3 separate regions of the Homo sapiens genome follow, and all the other regions are linked to region 2. A link is a contact called in ENCODE Hi-C or POLR2A ChIA-PET data. All regions are on one chromosome and are shown on one strand. Each heading gives the region's core, a stretch centred on a gene start or an enhancer-like site at or near the end of the contact. The rest is flanking DNA. Distances are from core to core; before and after follow the strand shown. Region 1 has its middle 290 kb from the start of QKI. Region 2 overlaps QKI (QKI, KH domain containing RNA binding). Region 3 overlaps DKFZp451B082 (a long non-coding RNA gene).

Region 1 (2,700 bases), core at 28-2,527, 150 kb before region 2:
GGGATGAGACGTGGGGGCTCCATTGACTGAGCTGCCTAAGTACACGCTGCTGCCTTCCATCCTGCACCCCTTCCCTGCTTGGCCACAGTCAGAGCCAAACTGGAATGAACTGCACTGAAGAGAGAAGTGGCTGCCTCCCCTCCCTCCCTGGGCCACAGCCCTGGCTTCCTCTCCTACAGGAAGGGAGGTAAAGCCGCTCCTTATGAAGGATGTGGACTCAGGAGGGGCCACACACAAAGGGGAGCCTGTCACATGGGGGGAGCAAGTCAGGATGTTACTAACAATCAAAAGCTTCCTTCAAAGGTTCCTGTTTAATTAAAAATTTCAAAGCGTAGGACTTCCAACCTGCTGGTCTCCCCAGGACACCCTGAGGGTCTCAGGGGAGGGTGCACTCAGACAGATGGTGCCTCCCCACCCTATCAGCCACCCCGGCCTCTCTCCTCAGTATCTCCAATATAGGGTTACCTCTTAGGTGGTCCTAGAGAACATTTTATTCTAGTGGTCACCTGGCTGAATGCACAGACGTCCCCTGGGACATCTTGCTGGCGCAGAGAGGGGGGCCTGAGGATACCATCACGGGCAGGCACCGTTCCCAGGACAGGGAGAGAGGAAGCAGATTCGTGCCCTTTCTTCATGGTGGGCTCATCACTGAACAGAAAGGAAATCACTGTCAGTCACTCCAGCTGCCAACCTGGGTCTCCCTTCTGCTGCTGCTGGGTAGCAGGCAGTTTTGGTGACCCCAGGTCATGCACCCAGGGGGATTTATTGCCAAGGTTCCTGGAGGACATCTGCCCCCACTGTTCCCTTTGGAGCGTCTCAGTAAGAGAACCCGTAATGTCTAAAAATAGTGCATGTCAAACTTCATAAGGTTCTAGAAAGAGGCCTAAGTATAGTTATCCACTAATAAATTAAGCCGATTTTGAGAAAGATTAGCTATAGGGGGCCTTCTCAAGATTTGATTACGAAGATAAAGTGCTGTATTAAAATATTACAGACTATTTGTAAAGCAGTATGGCACATAAAATGAATCTCAAAATAATAGTAAACATTTAAATAGCATGGATCTTTTTGCCTTGTATTTTATAATCATTTTTCAATCCTTATTATACTAAAAGCCCAGGATTCTCATTTTGTGGATATGGGGAAAAAAAAAAAAAAGCAAGTCTAAGCAAATAACAAGAAATCTGGTTTCACAACTCCTAGCCCAGTTAAGTTCTCGGGACAGAATGAGGTCCAACGTGGTCAACAAACATGACATCATGCCACCCACGAGCTGGACACGCGACACCTGGGGCTCCAGCTGGCCATGCAAAAGGGTGAGGTCTCCATCCCTCCTTCCGTGACAAAAGTAAGCTCTCCTTTCTGAAGAGCCCTCAAGCCAGAGACTGAACCCCCAAATAAAAATACAACAGAGGTCAGCTCTGAGAAACCAAAATGACTCATCACCTCACCTCCTGTCCTAAGTCCCTGGCTTCTCACACTCTCCCCTCTTGACTGTGTTTCGAGGCAAGGAAAATACCTATCATTGCCAATTATGGAACCTGTTACCAATGAAGGCCACCTTGGCTGCAAACTTATCTTTGATATGGGACATTCTCCATTGCTTGTGGTGGAGAGAACAGACCCTTTTCCCTTCTATGGTAATATGCCCCAATGGAGGTTTTCCACCACGTGAATAATCTAGACGACAGGTTTTCTGTGTAGCATCTTATGCCAATCTACGTCCCTCGTGCACAGCTTTGGAGAAGGGTCCATAGCTCTGTCTAGAGGCCCGTCCACCCTGAGCCCAGAACATCTCCATCCCTCAGGCGGCCGCCTGCAGCAGTGCAGCTGGAGGAAGTAAGTATTTTAGAGCATGTTTTCATACCTTGCTACTAGAGAAGTGGCAAAGCACTCTTGTTTTTGAGAAGTGATAACCTCTTAGAGATGAAAAAGGAAAAAGCTAAGGGGAAGCACTGAGCTGGGGAAACTCTTACAAATCAAGAATCTTATAGCAGAAGAGTTTTGCTTCTTTTGGAAACTGAATCAGTGTCACTAGTGGAATTACACCCCCGTGGGGGATGGGGGGGCACTGTTGTCTGGCAAACAGTGCAAGTCATTTGTCACACCTAAACACGACTAGGTTACCCTCAGCTACACCGTGTCTCCCACCGTGTGACCTGTGATTTCTTCCTGCTCTCCTTTCCATCTGTGTCCATAAAGACTTGGAGTGAGATCCGGTTTGCTTTTCTGCCTCCTCTGTCCTATTTGCCAGAGAAAACATTCTGGAATTCCTCCCAGGAACCTTCCCCCAGTGGTTTCTGTCCAGCCATCCGCATTCTGTCCTTTGGGGAAATATTTCTCCTACCATTCTGCACCAGCAGGTGTGCTAACGTAAGCCTGTGCACGAGCACCACTTTGCCTGAAGATCACATCTGTCACAGGAGTGTCTGTTCTGTGGACAACACTGAGGAACGCCTCTCTTTCCTCATGCCAAGCCACTAGCCCTCCACAGACACTTTCTAAAAACTGCCACCCACATCACAAATGGCTGCTTTTACTTCTCTCTCTACTCTCCCAGCTCGTTTTAAATGCTCCAGCTTAAATTTATCACATGTCCTCACTGGAGTTTACGGATAGCTTCTAATGTACCCTAATTCTAGAGTTATGGGAGAGAGGAGCAAATAAAGTACAGGATGTGGCTAAACCAATTTGTAAAAG
Region 2 (2,705 bases), core at 130-2,629:
AGCCACTGTGCCCAGCCATCATCAACTATGTTTAACAGCTATGTTAAAAGGATACAAACAGGTCACGTTTAATGTAATTTATACATTGTTCAACTTTTCTAGACTTAGACACTAGATCTTCATTATCCAATCATTTACGCTTCCTAACAAATGTGTGGTATTGGCAGTGCATTATCCCTGAGGCTCAGGCAGGGTAGGCAGCTTATCCAAAGCCACAAAAGTTCACATTGCAAACCTGGCTTCCAACCCAGAATACCTGATTCAAAGTCCTCATGTTTAACCATTACATTATACCTTCTCCAGTCTTATGATGCCTTTAAGTGGAAGTATCTTTTGAATTCATCAGACCACATGTTAGAAAGTAAGAAAATCATGTTTATTTAGTATTTTTAGATCTATATACTTTTAAAAAAAAACTACAACAAAGTAATCACCAGAGAGCTGAAACAAATGTGTATTTCCAAATCATTAAAACTATGTCAACTAAAAAAATAATTCGAACCACTGCCTATCACAAAGGCCCAAATTCTCCAGCATTCAGGGCATTGAACAGTTTACATGAGCAACCTTGCTTGCAAATGTTTTGCATTAGTCAAAATCATCTGTCCACAATCCCCGAGTAGACCTGGTACTTTCCTCTCCAAGTTAGGCTCCTATTGGAAGCATCCTATGTGTTCCTCAATAACACAGATCATCGTTTTCTCTCAGAGTGCAGGCTTTTTTTTTTTTTTTTTTTTTGAGCTGGAGTTTCGCTCTGTCGCTAGGCTTCAGTGCTGTGGCGTGATCTTGGCTCACTGCAACCTCCAACTCCCTGGTTCAAGCGATTCTCCTGAGTGCAGGCTTTTCTAAGAACTCTCACGCATACTGGTCTTGCTTTTATAAATTCATGCTGCTTATTTTTGGGGTGATCAATCATATATAGCCATGTGCTATCTCAGTTTTTCTATTTTTTGATTTTTAAAGAAATTTATCATGAATTGTATCCATAAACTAACCAATAACCAATAAACCCATGTTCCTTGTAACCCCCAAAGCCTTGCAAAAATGAATGTGCTCAACATATTTTAAAAAATGAATTAGTTTTCTATAAATTTGAAATAATGGGTAGAAAAGGTTTTCCAAACAAAAAAATACATGACTAATTTAATTGAAGAATAACAAATATCAGAGAAAAGAAAAAATGATGAGTGACCACATTTTATGAAGAATTTTGATGCCAATTACCACCTTGATCTGCTCCGACAGCTTTGGCAGACAGAAGATGACAGATAATTTGATTGACTTAAACAAAGGGGTTTATGAGAGGGAAGTGACAAAAAAGGATTTGTCTTTAAAGCCTCACTGTGCTATTTTGTGGATGGACTGCTGGGGGCGCCAGCGTGATTACTGAGATAGGTCATGAGCTTTAACATTGTCCAGGCAACAGAGAGGATGAACTGGACTGGGGTAGAGGTTGTAACAGAGATGAAAAGAGTTATGTTAACCTGACAAGGCATGATGATCAGTTGGACACAGAGGGTAAGGGAAAAGGAGAAATTGAACAATGTTGTTTAGGTTCTTGATTTAAGCAATAAAGTAGACGGTGGCTCCATGTAATGAGATAAAAATTGAGGAATATGGAATCAGAAGTTCTCTCTTGAAAGGTTACATCTGAAATACTTATCTTAAACACCTAAGTGGAGATGTCAGGTACACAGCTGAATATTCATCTGGTTGATCAACTTATTCCAACTTATCCTATACAGCTGGTAGAAAAATATGCTTTCATATTTCTTGAGTTTTTCTCCAAGATGATGTGGCAGTTACTAAGTTCCAAACTGAACTGCCATATGCTTTCCAATGCTTAAGTGTAGGGCTCTACAACTACTACTTCTTTGCCAGCCGGTTTTCTGTGAGGTTCTCAGAACTGAGGCATAGTGTGGGTGTAAAGCAGCCGACCCTGAAGAGCTGGATGAGGGAAAGAGATGTTCTCTTTCCCATGTGCGCTCCTTTCAGCTATGCACTTGCCAGAGGCAGCTGTCTCCTGGCTCCATGCTTCTTTCCCAGCACCTCTAGAACCAGTCTCATCGTGCAGCCCCTTCCCTCCATGCACACCAGAAGCAGCCAGCTAGGGTTCTCCCCTCTGAGCTCCTGAGGTTCTTGAAGTAGCTGAGAGACACCAAGCCAGGGTCTTGGTTTCATCATTACACAGGCTTTCTTCTCTTTTATTCCAGCCCTGGGGTAAAAGATGCTTTTTTTGCAGTCTCTAAATCTGTATTACAGCCTGTCTTTCTCCTTTTTCAGTTCTCAATACCTGTGTAACCAATCAACAACTTTCCACACATAAAGCAAGGTAGAGGGAAAGTGTCAGGCACTTTATTTAACCAGAAAAGCTTAAAACACTCAAACACACACAAATATGATGCTCCTCCTCCATTAAAACTATATAAAACTAACAAAGATTTGTACCTTAGGACAATATGTTCTGCCTCTCTTCAACAAGGTATAAACAGATCCACTGAAAAGTAACAATCTCAGAAAAACAAAAGCCAAGTCTCAATAATAAGTACTTACTTCTTCTAATGCTAAATACGATACAATCTGTGATTTTATTAATAGTAATAGTAATCTTAACAGGCATGATAAACTTCTGAAGGATTTATATGATTCACAACTCCGGCTACATACTAGCATTAGTAGAGCCACATCAATTTATAGATTAAAAA
Region 3 (2,752 bases), core at 170-2,669, 210 kb after region 2:
TTCCTCTGTGAAAGCCAGGAGCACGGGGGTGACGCCTTCTGGGCCTGCCACTGTTCCTTCAGAAGCGACCTTTGACCTCCCCATCAGCCTGTGCTGCTAGGTCTGGGGTCATTTTCTGCTCAGATATCTCCTCTCCCTGACGATCGATTCCCCCTGGAGGGGTGAGCCACTGTCGGGAGGGGAGACGGAGCTGAGCATGCAAGGAAGGGCAACCCCAGCCCAGATCCTGGAGGGCTTTGGGCTTCCAGGTAGAAGCCGGTCTTCGCGTCAGCAAACCAAGAAAATGCCTCCCTGAAATGGTCTCCAGGTCCCCCCAAACACCTGCCTCCCCCTCCAGCCTTCTCCACTGATGCCTGCAGCTGCATAAGTAGTGTTTCATTGCACCCCAGCAGGAGCTGGTACCGGTTCTTCCCTTGCCTCATGCTGGGGTAGATTTTATTTAGGATTGGGAGCAGGGAAAGGAGCTAGAGAAAGGAAGGGTTCCAGGAAGCTGGGAAGGGAGATGTCAGGTGGGGTGATGGGAAAGGAGGCCAAGGACCACCTTTGCCTGTATGGTGGGCTGAACTGTGTCCCCACAAAAGATAGGGCGTCCTAACCCCAGATACCTGTGAATGTGACCTTATTTGGGAATAGAGTTTTTGCAAATGGAATCAAGTCATGATGACGTCATTAGCATGAGCCTTAATTTAATAGGATTGATGTCCTTCTAAGAAGAGAAGACAGGGACACACAGGAGAAAGCCATGTGATGAAGCAGGCAGGAGCTGGAGCGACACTACCACAGGCCAAGGAACATTGGGACCAGAAGAGGCGAGGAGGGGCCGTTCCCTAGAGGCTTTGGAGAGAGCATGGCTCATCAACACCTTGACTTCAGACTGGTAGCCCCCAAACGGTGACAGAATAATTGTCTATTGTTTTAAGCCCCCTGGCTTATAGTACGTTGTAAAGGCAGCCCTAGGAAGCCCTAAGCCAGTTTCACTCATTATGATAAATATCATAGATGATGACTGTCATATATTGGATGTGCTGGAGATCTTCACAGCCACAGAATAAACTGCAGGCCAAAAAAAGAACATTCATATGAGGTCCCCAGCAGGGGCTGGCTGTGCAAGTCAGAGACTGCAGAACCAGGTAGGCAGACAAAGCGAAATTGCCTGGAGCTGGACACATATGTGCACCACTGGGAAATAAATAGACTTGCGGTGGAAATGACCAACGTGGATGGCCAGGGAAATGCCAGCAGCAATAAAAGAAAAGAGTGCACAAGGCCTGTAAATCAGCAGATGCGAGAGCTCCCGAAAAGTAGCGAAGTCTGAAATAAAAGGCAGGCTCAGGCTGGTGGTCCAAGAAGTTAAAGCAGGAAATGAGAGCGTGGGCACTGTGTGTGCTGGGCTCCCAAAGACTGCAGGGAGTGGCCAGATGTCTCCAGAGGCAGCGTCATGTGGAGCAAAGGGGACCTGAGGAGTGTCAGCATCCTCAGTCACCTCCTCCTTTGAACCAGCTGTTCGGAATCTGGTCTCTTACTTAGGATAATTGTAGGAACTGACTTTTTTTTTTTTTCTTTTCTCACCTATTGGCTGACTGAAAGAACCGACTTTTAAATGAGCACCTCCCTCATTAGAATTGCTCAAATGACAACAGCTGCAGCGGTGGGAGCAGCAGCAAGTTTGAAAATCCAACAGTCTGCATTCCACAGTGACAGTATTCTTGGTCACCTCGGAGACATGGCAGCCGGGAGCCACGGCTCTCATTGCTCGGGGTTGGTTGGGTTACCAGCCCTAGGGCTACAGAATGTATCTAAAAGAGAGGCTTGGCTGGCAGTTTAAGAGGGGTGCAGGACAGCAGGATGGGGTTCATGAGGCAAGAGTGGATGGAGCCTGTGGCCCAGTTGGGATGAGATGGGACAGTTCCAATGGGCAGGACAAACCCCAGCCACCGTCTCAGGGTATTTGACAGGAGGTAAACAGCAGACAAAATCCTGGAGCACAGGGGGGCAGGGCTGTCTCGTTCCCATGAATGGCAACATTGGAGGACTGACCCCCAAGAGCGTGGTTTTGTCGTCAGCCTCAAAGGCATGGCTTTCTCTCTGGCGTTGGCAGCAGCCGCTCAGCACCATAGCTAGGGAGCAGCGGCCTAGATCCCTCACATTTATTTCACTTTGACTCTTTTGACCAAAGCACCACTGTTTAAGGCCTCATTTTTCTTCTCCCATGTGGAAAATCATATTGCTTAAATTTAAAAATGAAGATAGATAGATGGATGAAAAAATCCCCATAGAGCAAAATTCTGCCTGTGACAAAAAGGTCTCCACGTCTGAGGTGACAGTCAACTTCAAGTGACGCCAAGAACATCAAAATCTCTCTATAAAAAAAGAATAGGAAGCAATGGGGCTCGTGAAAATGCCACATCAAGAAAAGTCAACAAATACATACTTAGTGGTAACTATGGTTGCAGAGAAAGAGAAAACTTAAAACAATATGAACATATGTGGTCATATAGACTGAAAACCCACCGTGTCATAAAACCCCAGGACACAGAACGCATCAGCGTAGACAGCAGCTGTACAGACAATGCTGGGGCGGTTGTGGAGTGGGATTAGAAGACAGGAGGCGCCATCGAGTCAGCTCCAAGGCCATTAGCCTTGTGACGCCAGCAAAATGTGTGAGTGGGGAGCCTCTACGTTCTCTCCTGTGAAATGGGGATGACAGTACTTCCTTGTAGGGTTGTGGTAACGAAGTTATTCAGCACAGAGC

What was found. A loop is a pair of places that touch in the nucleus more often than their neighbours do. ChIA-PET counts read pairs that join two places held with the same protein, here RNA polymerase II (POLR2A). Pooled maps may share reads with other maps.
Region 1: a pooled map shows a loop between it and region 2 (2.2-fold over the local background). The contact joins two enhancer-like sites. A Hi-C loop is called at or near these places in 4 of 37 single-sample maps with no recorded cell type and 4 of 50 pooled maps.
Region 3: a pooled map shows a loop between it and region 2 (2.4-fold over the local background). The contact joins two enhancer-like sites. A Hi-C loop is called at or near these places in 1 of 37 single-sample maps with no recorded cell type and 4 of 50 pooled maps. POLR2A ChIA-PET finds 5 or more read pairs at or near these places in 1 of 52 experiments (activated T-cell).

The regions. Positions count from the first base shown.
Region 1 is chr6:163,707,308-163,710,007 of GRCh38, reverse strand. No RefSeq gene overlaps it. Among named protein-coding and RNA genes, the nearest start is that of QKI, 290 kb to the right of the region's middle. RefSeq lists an enhancer at 1,555-1,674. Within about 2 kb of position 1,277, at least 7 of the 41 ENCODE cell types and tissues checked have a DNase peak (open chromatin) inside an H3K27ac peak, as active enhancers do.
Region 2 is chr6:163,553,543-163,556,247 of GRCh38, reverse strand. All of the region lies in intron 4 of QKI (QKI, KH domain containing RNA binding), which reads right to left. Among named protein-coding and RNA genes, the nearest start is that of QKI, 140 kb to the right of the region's middle. Within about 2 kb of position 1,379, at least 5 of the 41 ENCODE cell types and tissues checked have a DNase peak (open chromatin) inside an H3K27ac peak, as active enhancers do.
Region 3 is chr6:163,340,663-163,343,414 of GRCh38, reverse strand. DKFZp451B082 (a long non-coding RNA gene) reads left to right here. Exons shown (of 4, transcript NR_033862.1): 3 at 1-2,660. Among named protein-coding and RNA genes, the nearest start is that of DKFZp451B082, 5.0 kb to the left of the region's middle. RefSeq lists enhancers at 1-198, 1,462-1,962. Within about 2 kb of position 1,419, at least 2 of the 41 ENCODE cell types and tissues checked have a DNase peak (open chromatin) inside an H3K27ac peak, as active enhancers do.